Linked DNA regions of Homo sapiens: all the other regions are linked to region 3. The links are chromatin contacts, found by Hi-C or POLR2A ChIA-PET in ENCODE. All regions are on one chromosome and are shown on one strand. Each heading gives the region's core, a stretch centred on a gene start or an enhancer-like site at or near the end of the contact. The rest is flanking DNA. Distances are from core to core; before and after follow the strand shown.

What was found. A loop is a pair of places that touch in the nucleus more often than their neighbours do. ChIA-PET counts read pairs that join two places held with the same protein, here RNA polymerase II (POLR2A). Pooled maps may share reads with other maps.
Region 1: a loop to region 3 is called in a pooled map, with 3 times the contacts of the local background. The contact joins the enhancer-like site here to the promoter of FAM177A1 in region 3. A Hi-C loop is called at or near these places in 3 of 50 pooled maps. POLR2A ChIA-PET finds 5 or more read pairs at or near these places in 11 of 52 experiments (A549, AG04450, MCF 10A and 7 more).
Region 2: a map of dorsolateral prefrontal cortex shows a loop between it and region 3 (3-fold over the local background). The contact joins the enhancer-like site here to the promoter of FAM177A1 in region 3. A Hi-C loop is called at or near these places in 5 of 168 maps with a recorded cell type or tissue (PC-9, chondrocyte, dorsolateral prefrontal cortex and 2 more), 1 of 37 single-sample maps with no recorded cell type and 18 of 50 pooled maps. POLR2A ChIA-PET finds 5 or more read pairs at or near these places in 3 of 52 experiments (MCF 10A, WTC11 and activated T-cell).
Region 4: a loop to region 3 is called in a map of left ventricle myocardium superior, with 12 times the contacts of the local background. The contact joins the enhancer-like site here to the promoter of FAM177A1 in region 3. A Hi-C loop is called at or near these places in 1 of 168 maps with a recorded cell type or tissue (left ventricle myocardium superior) and 9 of 50 pooled maps. POLR2A ChIA-PET finds 5 or more read pairs at or near these places in 4 of 52 experiments (AG04450, HEK293, HepG2 and 1 more).

What each region holds. Positions count from the first base shown.
Region 1 is chr14:35,384,094-35,387,074 of GRCh38, reverse strand. No RefSeq gene overlaps it. Among named protein-coding and RNA genes, the nearest start is that of NFKBIA, 19 kb to the left of the region's middle. RefSeq lists enhancers at 1,075-1,597, 1,377-2,042. Within about 2 kb of position 1,399, at least 26 of the 41 ENCODE cell types and tissues checked have a DNase peak (open chromatin) inside an H3K27ac peak, as active enhancers do.
Region 2 is chr14:34,676,373-34,679,556 of GRCh38, reverse strand. No RefSeq gene overlaps it. Among named protein-coding and RNA genes, the nearest start is that of CFL2, 37 kb to the left of the region's middle. Within about 2 kb of position 1,521, at least 6 of the 41 ENCODE cell types and tissues checked have a DNase peak (open chromatin) inside an H3K27ac peak, as active enhancers do; they include PC-9 and dorsolateral prefrontal cortex, where a contact is called at or near this core.
Region 3 is chr14:35,044,225-35,047,521 of GRCh38, reverse strand. FAM177A1 (family with sequence similarity 177 member A1) reads right to left here and starts at 1,250. Exons shown (of 5, transcript NM_173607.5): 1 at 894-1,250. The coding sequence starts at 1,058. RefSeq lists enhancers at 381-440, 541-810, 1,531-1,730 and a silencer at 1,061-1,410.
Region 4 is chr14:35,354,927-35,357,894 of GRCh38, reverse strand. No RefSeq gene overlaps it. Among named protein-coding and RNA genes, the nearest start is that of NFKBIA, 48 kb to the left of the region's middle. RefSeq lists an enhancer at 1,580-1,679. Within about 2 kb of position 1,578, at least 10 of the 41 ENCODE cell types and tissues checked have a DNase peak (open chromatin) inside an H3K27ac peak, as active enhancers do.

The sequences.
Region 1 (2,981 bases), core at 150-2,649, 340 kb before region 3:
TCTAGCTGCAGGGACATAGATGCCAGCAATTGTGCCAATCATGTTCAAGATGGCGGCTCCATCTTCTTTTCTCTTTATCCGCCAGGCGTACAGTAAGGAGCAGACAACATGGCGCTGGTCAACGGGAGAGTTCATTTACATAATAAGATTAGGGCAGGGCGTCCAGCATTCCCGGTGCTATGTAAATCTCATACTTGATTGAACCAATCTGTGAGCCCTATGTAAATCAGACACCGTCTCCTCAAACCTGCCTTTAAAATGTGGCACATCTGCTGCCCGCTGGTCTTTTCCACTGGGAGACCTTTCTCTCTCGTAGAGTACTGTTTCTCTTTCTCTTCTCTTCTGCTTATTAAACCTCCACTCCTAAACTCCTCGTGTGTGTCCGTGCCCTAAATTTTCCTGGCACAAGACAAAGAACCCCAGGGTATGTCTTAGACAACACAGCTGCTTCAAAAGTAAGCAGCAGTCGTCATATCATGTAAAGTCATCCCTATTTTAGTACTTATCCCTAAAACAGGAGGACTATGCTTTAAAAATATAACCTTTACCCCTTTCCTCACTTTCCCTCCCCCCACCTTCTTTAAAAAACAAAAATAAAACTATAACTTAATACTACAATCACACTTTAAAAAACTAACAATAGGCCAGTCACCTTGGCTCCTGCCTGTAATCTCAGAACTTTGGGAGGCCAAGGTGGGAGGATTGCTTGAGCCCAGGAGTTTGAGACCAGCCTGGATAACATAGTGAGACCTCGTCTCTACGAAAACTAAACAAAATTAGCTGAGTGTCGTGGCACATGCCTTTAGTCCCAGAGGCTGAGGTGAGAGCATCCCTTGAGCCCAGGAGGTCAAGGCTGCAGTGAGCTGAGATCGCGCCACTGCACTCCAGCCTGGGCAACAGAGCCAGACCCTCAAAGCAAAACAAAGCAGGGAGATTTACTCTCTTTTTAATGTTTTCCTCTATTACTTTATCAGAAAAAAAAAATAAGGCTATTAACATTTAAAATTTGTTCTCAAAAACATTAGTCCACAGGTGAGCATGCCCCAAATACCCAGAGGAAAAAGGCCAGTCGGGCACACAGCCTAACCCAGTGGAGATGGGTAAGCCCCTGCAGCAAGGGGTGAGGATGGCCTCAGAGCCAGGACAGTGACGGGGTGGGTGAGGCCTGGGCCTCCTGGCCAGCTCCCCTCTGAGGAGCTTTGCCTGTCTGTCTTCTCTGCAGGAGCCTTCCTCCGTGTGTCTTGCCAATGGCAAGAGGCGAGGGAACTCAGCGGGGAGCCAAGCTGCTCATGGGTGACAGGCCCCGAACCAGAGACAGGCCCTCAGCCAATCTCCGCCTCCCTCCCTCCCTTCCTCCCTCCCTCTCTTTCTCTTTGTCTCTCTCTGACACGCACACACTCCCAGGGAGAGGACTCTGGTCTAATTATATCCTGGGAAGTGGGGCATGTTTCATGGCATGTTTAACTCCTGAGAGCCTTGTGCTAAAACCCTGCCTGGATGGGTCTAGACAGCTCAAGGCAATGACTTGAAAGGGGGCCATTCTTGTAAGCTGGAGAGACAGCCCAGGGGGTGCCCACCTCACACGAGAGCTTGGTCGGTTGCCTGCAATGGTCAGGAGGTGATGAGGCTGCAGGGTGAGGGAGGCCCTGCAGGCAGCAGCTCACACAGAGGCAGGGCCTGTGGCATCACAGAACCCCAGACTCCGCACACTGGCCAGGCCTTTGTCCACACAGCAGGCGCCAAGGAAGAGCTCTGTGCCTCTGTGGGGCTGGCATCAATGCCTGTCTCCTTTTTCCTGAGGTTCCACAGTGCAAGCCACCTGTGCCCACCTGGCTCATGGGATTGCAATGATGAAGGTGGAGAAGGCGGGGCCTTTGGATGGTCCCTCCATGACCTCTGCCAGGGCTGGGGCCTCACAAAGGGACGAAGTGAACAAAAGTCAGGAGGGCCTTTGCAGAGCATCCGTTCCGCTGTGAGGAACGGCCAGCGGCCACCTGACCCAGCCCAGGCCTTCTGTAGATGGCAGCAACTCCAGGGGGGTCAGTGACTGCCCCACTAAGGCAGTTGCTTGGAGCACTGACGCAGATCCAGAGAGCCAACCCCCAACCCTGAACTCTCACTAAGGTTAGGACAGGCTTTCCATTGGGAGAAGGCTGCAAGGTGACCCGCCTGGAGCCCCTCAAGAACACAGGGCTTCTCCAGTCACGGGGCAGGGGGCAGGGCCGGGCTACAGAAGGCTATGGACGCTGGACTTGACCACTGGGCGGCGGGAGCCACATGAACTTCTTGAGCAGGGGTGTCTGCAGGACCAAAGTCCAGCAGTGATACTTAAGAGAACTTAGGATGTAGAGAGCTGGGAGGAAGCCCAGGCTGGAAGCAGCTGCAGCTGCCCAGGAGTGAGAAAATGCAGATCTGGAGAGAGGTCAGGGGAATGAATCAGGTTCAAGATGCACTGTGAGGAGCAAACTGCAGAGACTCCAGCTGACTCCACGGACGTCAGTTGAGCGGCTGACTCAGGCCCATGCTTGTGTCTGGGAGCAGGAAACTGACTCTGGCTAGTTTAAGCAGCGGGGAATTTAATGGAAGTCCACAGTGGGGAGAGCTCACAGAATGGACAATAGACAGGGGGAAACCAGGCTTGGGAAAATCAGGAAGTGAGGGCTCTGGGGACGGAAGCCAGTCAGCCAGTCTCGGCCAGGACCCCGGGGCCACAGCCACTGCTGCCGCACCTGCTTTTATAAAGGACCTCTTACCACCAGTGTCCTCATCTCACTCACTCAGGAGCCAAAGCCCTAGGCAAGAACAACCAATTGGCCAGGGGACGCCACATTCCTGTCCCAGGTTGGGGCTGGCTGGGAAGGATATGACCCCTTTGGCCCTCCTTGAGGGAAGCGGGCATAAGGCGATCTCCTCCAAGGAGGTCAGGGTGCTCTTAGGATGGGGCACTGGATGCCCCCAAAATACAGCCAGCCTCCACCTGG
Region 2 (3,184 bases), core at 272-2,771, 370 kb after region 3:
CACGAACCTAGATGATATGGCTACTACACACCTAGGCTATATGGTGCAGCTTATTGCTCCTAGGCTACATACCTGTACACCATGTTACTGTACTGAATACTGTAGGCAGTGGTAACACAATGGTACTTGTGTATCTAAACACATCTAAAAACAGAAAAAGTGCAGTAAAAATATGGTGTTATAATCTTTTTATTTATTTATTTATTTGTTTATTTTTGAGACGGAGTCTCATTCTGTTGCCCAGGCTAGAGTGCAGCGGTGTGCATTTGACTCACTGCAACCTCCACCTCCCAGGTTCAAGCAATTCTCCTGCCTCAGCCTCCCGAGTAGCTAGGATTATAGTCGTGTGACACCACACCAAGCTAATTTTTGTATTTTTAATAGAGACGGGGTTTCACCATGTTGGCCAGGCTGGTCTCGAATTTCTGACCTCAGGTGATCCGCCCACCTCAGCCTCCCAAAGTACTGGGGTTACAGGTGTGAGACACCACGCCCGGCCTATGGTGTTATAATCTTATGGGACCACTGTTGTATATGTGGTTTGTGGTTCACTGAAATGTTGTTATATGGTGCATGCCACTATACACACACACACACGCACACATATGTGCACACACACACATGCACACACATGCACACACACGTGCACACCCACGCGCATGCACACATGCACATATAAGTATATAGCTCTATATATGTATATATACATATATGGGCATATGTGTGTATATATGTGTGTGTATATGTATAGTATACACAATTTGCCCCGTGAAGGAGGCACTGATGAATACAGAGGCATTCCTGATTATTCAGGTGGTGTGAGCAAGGGAAAGTAAAGTACTAACTGCTGATGGTTGAAAAGAGGTTTGAGGTGCTCTTGCCAACTAACAAGAGAATTTTTGCCCGAATAACTAGAATGAGTAGAGCATTCACAATCCATGGTATTAATATGGTTTGAAAGCAGTGTGAGTATGTCATAGCAGAGGGGGACGTGGCATGCAGTCTCTATTGTCTTGCGTCTCTGTGGTAAACACTTTTCAGTAGATACTGAATAATCAGGGTGAGATTATTAACCCGTTCTTCATCTCTGAGAAATTAACCCCACAGCACTCCAGTTTACCAGTACAAACCTTACTGTAGAGTTGTCTACTGGACTGTGAATAAATTCATCGGGTTCTAATTTGCAAGTCGAACTCTAAAATTTTCAATCTTCTCGCCTTCAATTTATTTTGAAAACAGTCTGTGCCTGAGTTATGACAAAGGAAGGGAGAATTATATTTTCACCCTCAAATTGATGGAATAACTTTAAATGAAACACCCATATTCCACTTAGAGACTGTAGTATTGACTACTTTCCTATTCTTACGCCTCCTAATTCTTAAGTGGGGGTGGTGGGGCCTTTAACAGCTGCACATTTCCAACACAGTCCTCCCTAAATGGTGTCAAATGACTGGGAATGAAGTTTTGGTAACTCTGGATGATTTATGCAGCCACTTAGTCATCGTTGTTCCATCAGGGGAAACAATGAGAGGCTTTTGTTTGTGTTTCTGTGTGTAGGGTGTGAGGGACAAAGAGAAGCAAATATTCATATAATGAAACTTTGGTCCTCTTTTTTTCCTCTCAACAGAGGTCTTTATATTCAAATTACTATAAATATAACATAAAAATAGAATATATACTGCACTGTGGCTCTTTCTACATTGTTTTCATGTATTTGCCTAGAAAGCTGCTTTTTTTCCTTCTCTCTCTGTTTTTTTTTTTTTTTTTTTTTTTTTTTTGAGACGGAGTCTCTCTCGCTCTGTTGCCCAGGCTGGAGTGTAGTGGCATGATCTCGGCTCACTGCAACCTCCGCCTCCCGGGTTCAAGAAATTCTCCTGCTTCAGCCTCCTGAGTAGCTGGGATTATAGGCGCGCGCCACCATGCCCAGCTAATTTTTGGATTTTTAATAGAGACGGGGTTTCACCATGTTGGTCAGGCTGGTCTTGAACTCCTGACCTTGTGATCCACCCGCCTCGGCCTTCCAAAATGCTGGGATTATAGGCGTGAGCCACCTTGCCCGGTGCCTTCTCTGTTTTTCAAAAAAAAAGTAATGCATGAATACATTCTAACCATAAAATAATCAAACATTATGGAAGTACGCAGAATAAAAAACCAATCTCCCTTCATTGCCCTCACCCAACCTCCACCCCCCACCATCCAGCCCCTACAAAAAAGATCCTTAAAAAAAAAAAAACCTCCATTGCCCTGGTTTTGGGCAGTTTCATAAGAACAGAAGACATATTGCAAGCAACAGGAAAATTCTAAAATATGGAAAATCAGAAATCACTGCAAATGGACCCCACTGTGAAGCATACCCCAGCAAGTGGCAGGGATAATTGTGGCAGTGTTTGAATGCAGGTCGAGGTAGCTCCTCTGAAGAAAAGGCACGTGGAGCCAAAAATATCTGGGTTTGCTTCTTTCTACCTCTGCCACTAGCTAGCTGAGTATCCTTGGGCAACTTTAGTTTCCCTAGCCATAAGGTAGACATGGTCACAGAGGCATGAAATGAGATTGTGTGTGCTGAACACCTGCCAAATGCCTGAATACTAGGTCTTCAGCAAATATTAGCTTTCCTCCAACCTCCAGAAGAACTTTGCTGCAACTGAGGCACCTAACAGTTTATTCCTGGTAAACTTCTAGTTATTTCTTGATGTCTGTGGGGAAATGATAATCCTATTTTGTACACTGGTTGTAAAAGGTGAAAAAGAGCATGGTTTGCTGTCCTGCCAGGCTGCTCAGAGCATGTCAGTGTTTTGCAGGGTTAATTAAAGGCTGATGTGAAAATAGGTCTCCACTACATTTGAGTTCAGGCAATGAATGTGGATTCAGACAAGAGTGCTGATGATTAAGAAATCCTAGTAGGCCAGATGTGGTGGCTCACGCCTGTAATCCCACACTTTGGGAAGCCGAGGTAGGTGGATCGCTTGAGCCCAGGAGTTCAAGACCAGCCTGGGTAACATAGGGAAACCACCACCGTCCCCGTCTCTACAAAAAAATTAAAAAAAAAAATTAGCCAGAGCTATTATTGTGCCACTGCACTCCAGCCTGGGTAACAGAGCAAGGCCCTGTCTCAAAAATAAAAATAAATAAATAATAAAAGAAATCCTGGCCAGGCACAGTGGCTCATGCCTGTAATCCCAGCACT
Region 3 (3,297 bases), core at 1-2,500:
CCGCCTTGGCCTCCCAAAGTGTCTTTTTGTCTAATACTGAAAAGTTGCAAGAAACGTTAACTCTCTAAACCAGCGCTGTCCAATACAGTAACCACTAGCCACATGTGGCTAATGCGCACTTGAAATGTGGTCAGCCAGAACTGCGATATGCTATGCGTGTAAAATGCACCCAGGATTTAAAAGACTTAGAAAAGACTCCAAAAGAGAATGCAAATACTTCATTAATAACTTTCATAGTAATTTTAGGTTGAAATTGTTTTGATAAATTAGGTTAAATAAGATATGCTATTAAAATTAATATCGGTTTCACTTTTTTAAAACGTGCCTACTGGAAAATTTTAAATTACAATTTTCAATGCAGCTTGCATTCTATTTATGTTGGACAGCGCAGCTCGGAGCCTTAGTTGCCTCGGCGGTGAAATGGGGCTAACACCCACCTCGAGCGGTTACTGTAAGGATCCAGTGAATTAAAGCTGGTAAACGTTTGGCATATGCCAAGCAAAGGGCAGATGCCCAGGCAGGCGCTCGCACCAGAAGAGACTGAGAAGTGGTTGAAGCCGCCCTCACCTGGCTTCCAGCTACTGCAAGGACAGCCTTTGGGGGACACGCCTTTCTTCTTCCTCTGGTAGACCAGAAGCTGGACTATCACCCCAGGAACCCGAGGCCGCCCCAGAGTCTGCTGTGCTGCCAGCCAAGGGGTTGGTGAGTGAGGCGGGGGGCGCTCCTTCCCACAAGCTGGTCTCAGTGAGCAGAAACAGGGGTGCAGTGAGGAGGAACTCCAAAGCTGGGGCGGCCTGCTCGGAGGACGGCCGCGCAGGCTAAAAGAGCGGCCCGCGGAGAAGGCAAGGAGGCGGCTCGGCTCCCCGGACGTCAGCCTCGGCGGCCCCACCTACCTGCCCTGCAGATTCCCCGAATGCCGCGGCGGCCGCAGCTCCCGAGGCTGCGACGGCTTCTCCTCGTTCCACACCGCCCACTGGCTCCTGGTCCATCGTCGTCGCCACCACAGGGCTGCTGGCGCTGGTGAGAAAGAGGGTAATGGCCGGTAAGCCCACTTCCATCCTTGGTCTCCCCGCCCAGTCGCTGGCCGAGCCAGGCTGTCGGGAAGTGGGACTCACCCGCCCAGCGCCCGCCTCGCGCCGCGCCTAGCCAAGTCTCTGAGAAGGGGACTCGCCGGCCTGAGGGGCGGGGCCAGCCCGCGCCTCGCCTAGCCCGCCGGGCTCCGCACCCCGAGAGCTGGCCAACTGCAGTCTGGGAGGCGCAACTACCGGCTCGCGCGGGGCGGGGCGGGGCGGGGCGGGTCCTTGCGGGGCGTCGCTTCCGGCCAAGCAAGCATCCAGAGCTCGTGGATCCCCGCCTGGCACCGCCTGTGACGTCATTTCTGGTACGTGTACCTGAAGCCTGGCGTCTCGACCTCGGCGCAGCCCGTCACCAGCGGCGTCTGGGGCAGTCACCCCGCAGGACCTCGGTTTTTGCACTTGTAAAATGAAGACAGCTGTGTCGTTGTACTTCAAAGGCTAGTGATGGGATGTGGTTGCTGAAAAATGTAAAATGTACGGCTCGTGCTGCACTTTCCATTCCAAACGTGGGTGACAGTCCAGCCAAAATACCCTCGAAAGAAGAACCCCAGGCGTGATATTTGCTTACTCTTGTCTGAAATACTTAAGTATAACTGTAGAAAGTGTTAAGTGAAAAGACCTGAAGGAGAGCAAAGGGCAGTAGTAAGCTTCCATCTTGACAAATGTAAGGAATGTTTTATCTGTGTCTTAAAGTCGTGTGCGTATGTTAGAGGGGGCGTCCCAGATTTTTTCCGTCTTTCGCAATGTTCAACGAAAGTAAAAAATCATGCAATTACTGCATGACTTCAACATCAAACAAGTCTGAGGTTCTGCAGGTAAATGGTATATTGTTGTTTTAGCATGAAAGTTTTCACAAATATGTAGGGGGCAAAACCAAAACATACATTATTTTGGCTATGGGAGGCTTCATTTGATACTTTAAATTCCATTTTCATACTAGTCTCAATTCAGAAATGCTCCCTAAAGTTGTATGACCTTGTAAATGTTTTTCATCATAGCAACAGCAGGCCCAAATATTAAATATTCCTTTCTCTTCTGTGCCAAAGTTCTTCTCCTTACCCTCTGCCTAATGTTATTGTACACTTCCTATTCTATGTATAACTGGAACCTAAAAACAAAACCAAAAACTTTAAAAAACAAATAATCATTTGAAAACCATCTACGCCTTAAAAACTAGTTGGAAATCCATATTGCTCTCTATCCTGGTAATAAAATCAAGTTAGGTTGCTGCTGAAGTAAACAAGTTAGTACCTGATCTGACTCTGTATGGTGGCATCAGCAGGGAGTTGAGACAGTCCAAAACAGCAAAACCAAACTCGGCCATAAATTGAAAACAAAAATAAAGAACCAATTGTTAAGACTTCATGAATTGGCATTCATAAACAACACAGTTCTGCATTATATGTATTCAAAATCTCTTCCTTCTTACTGGCAAGCAGGGCAATCAACAATCTTTATTACTAAAACTTTGTGGGATATTTATAAATGCATGATTTTATTTTCCAAAGTGGCAATTAAATATCAAATTACAATTTTCTTTTTCTTTTTTTTCTTTTTTTTTTTTTTTGAGATGGGGTCTCACCCACGCTGGAGTGCAATGGCGCAATCTTGGCGCACTGCAACATCCGCCTCCCGGGTTCAAGCGATTCCCCCACCTCAGCCTGCCAAGTAGCTGGGATTACAGTTGTGCACTACCACGCCCGGCTAATTTTTGTATTGTTAGTAGAGACGGGGTTTCACCATGTTGGCCAGGCTAGTATCGAACTTCCGACCTCAGATGATCCACCCACCTCAGCCTCCCAAAGTGCTGGGATTACAGGCGTGAGCCACCACGCCTGGCCTCAAATTACAATTTTCATTGCCGAAGCAGAATATATTTTCACAGTTTACATGTGTATTTCTTAGTTTACTGAAAATTCAAAGTACAAGTTACATTCTAACGTGAACTGGAAGTATTTCCTAAAAAGTTATTTTTAACACAAATATCCAATTGAAGAGCAGTTTATTACAAATCAACAACTCGGGCTGGGCACGGTGGCTCACGCCTGTAATCCCAGCACTTTGGGAGGCGGAGGCGGGTGGATCACGAGGTCAGGAGATCGAGACCATCCTGGCTAACACGGTGAAACCCCGTCTCTACTATAAAATACAAAAAATTAGCCGGGCGTGGTGGCGGGCGCCTGTAGTCCCAGCTACTCGGGAGGCTGGGGCAGGAGAATGG
Region 4 (2,968 bases), core at 329-2,828, 310 kb before region 3:
TTACTTCTTACACACCTAGTAACTAATGAAGCTAGGGTCGACACGGAACACCATGACCGTGCATAGTGCCGCTAAGTAATGCATGAATGCACATTCATTGTTTAAAAACAAAGATAGACTGGGCACAGCGGCTCACGCCTGTAATCCCAACACTTTGGGAGGCTGAGGCAGGTGGATCCCTTGAGCCTAGGAGTTCGAGACCAGCCTGGGCAACATAGTGAGACTTCATCTCTACAAAAAATAAAAATAGCCAGGCATAGTGGTGTGCGCCTGTACTTCCAGCTACTCGGGGGCTGAGGTGGGAGGATCACTTGAGCCCAGGAGGTTGAGGCTGCAGTGAGCCATGATCATGCCACTACACTCCAGCCTGGGTGACAGAGCTCAGATCTTGTCTCAAAGAAATGAAAAATAAATAAATAAGATAAAATTAAAAATCCAACACAGAAATATATGGAGTAAAATTTATAATCCCCCTTTATCACCTCCTTCCAATTCTCCTTTCCCCTTCGAGGTAACTACTCTTCATTGTGTGTGTATCTCCTTCCAGACCTGTTTTTTCTTCTTACATTGTTTCATGGATTTATTTTTTTAGAAATAGAGAGATGGGGTCTTGCTATATTGCCCTACCTGGTCTAGAACTCCTGGTCTCAAGCAATCCTCCCACCTCAGCCTCCCAAAATGTTGGAATTACAAGCATGAGCCACTGCACCCAGACTCCATACCTGTTTCTATGAATGATATAGACTTAGCATTTGGGAGAGACTTTAAATACATATAATATATATACATATATATATAATTATACTAATGTGTCATATTTTGATTTGTTAATTTCACTTGTCAATGTGTCTTAGAGATCTTCCATGTCACTGTATATAAATCTACCTCAGTCTCTTAAGGGTTCCACAGTGTGGATACACTGTAAGTTATTTATCCAGTCTCTAATTGATAGCTAAGTTGTTTCCAGCATTTTACTAGATAATCAACACCTTGGCGAACATCCTTGCATATGCCTTGTGTGACAACATCAGAGGGTGGATTCCCAGAAATAGAATTTTTGAATCAGAGTGAATCCACATTTGACATGTTATTACTGACTAATTGTTCTCCAAAAAGTTTGGGCTGATTTTCACTCCTCTATGACATGTGGGGAGCTTGAGAATGCCTGTTTTCCCACACCCTCACTAACACTGAATAGTAGCAATTCTTAACATTTTTGCTAATCTGATAAGTGGAAAATGGGATCTCCTTGTTTGAACGTGAATTGGTTCTTTCTGAATTTGTGATTTTAGTTTCCTCATTACTCATACGTTACTGGGCTTTGAATTTCTTTTTCAGTCTTGTGCTATCATTTGCATCTTTCTTCATAATAATCTAAAATGATCTTTAAAACTCTTTGTTGATTTCACCTTTGAGCTTAGGTGGATTTTGTTGAGAAATAGGAGTTTCCATTTCCGGAGCAGTGTGGGTCTATCTGGAGTCATTGTCATGATCTCTGTGGTACCTGGCAGGGTGACAACAACACAGCCAGTGACAAGAGGGCTGATTCTCTGCCTCTCCCTACAGACACCTCCTTCTTGGTCCCTCCCAGCCCCACCTGGAGCCTCCCAAGTGCTCCTTCCTTAAGGATAAACTGTTCTAGAATACGTCAGTCTTTGAAAACTTGTGGACTTTTGTCACAGCCTCTAGGGTGGCTATGACTCAGCCCCTGATATCTGAGGCTGTCCACATGGAAAGTGTCAATTACCCTCACAAACCTGCCCCCAGCCCTGGTTCTGGACCTGCAGAAGGGCTTGCTGTGCCTTCCTCCCACTATGTGTCTGCTACTGCTTATTCCTGTCCCTTTTGTGCCACCAGAAAGATAGAACAGCCACAGATGCTAACCCATTCAAATAGCACCACATCACTCCGTGAGAATAGAGAGATACAGATTTTAGAGACTGGGTCTTGCTCTGTCACCCACGCTGGAGTGCCAGTGGTGTGATCTTGGTTCCTTGCAGCCTCCAACTCCTGGGCTCAAATGATCCTCCCACCTCAGCCTCTCAAGTAGCTAGGACTACAGGCATGTACCACCATGCTGGGCCATTTTTTTTTTTTTTGAGACAGGGTCTCGCTCTGTCGCCCAGGCTGGAGTGCAGTGGCACAATCTTGGCTCACTGCAACCTCTGCCTCCCGGGTTCAAGCGATTCTTGTGTCTCAGTCTCCCGAGTAGCTGGGACTACAGGTGCGCACACCACACCCGGCTTATTTTTGTATTTTTTGCAGATGGGGTTTCACCATGTTGGCCAGGCTGTTCTCAAACTCCTGACCTCAAGTGATTTGCCCATCTTGGCCTCCCAAAGTGCTGAGATTACAGGCGTGAGCCACCGCGCCCAGCCTGTTATTTTTTTTAGAGACAGGATCTCATTCTGTTGCCAGGCTAGTCTGGAACTCCTAGGCTCAAGCACTCCTCCTGCCTTAGCCTCCCAGAGTGCTTCAGATTACAGTCATGAGCCACCACACCCAGCCTAGGTATAGATTTTTAAACCTCTGAGATCTTTTAGAAATGCTTGTGCATGCCGGGCGCAGTGGCTCACATCTGCAATCCCAGCACTTTAGGAGGCCAAGGCAGGTGGATCACTTGAAGTCAGGAGTTCGAGACTAGCCTGGCCAAAATGGTGAAACCCATCTCTACCAAAAACATAAAAACTTAGCCGGGTGTGGTGGCATGCGCCTATAATCCCAACTACTCAGGAGGCTGAGGCAGGAAAATTGCTTGAACCTGGGAGGCAGAGGTTGCAGCGAGCCAAGATTGTGCCACTGCACTTCAGCCTGGGCAACAGAGAGAGACTTTGTCTAAAAAAAAAAAAAAGTTCGTGCATAAACATGTATGTATTTTTATATAGATTCTTTTTTAAAAATGCAAATGGAAAACAACTATACATAGTATTCTATGCCTCACTTTAAAAAAACAGTAATGTTTCTCAGA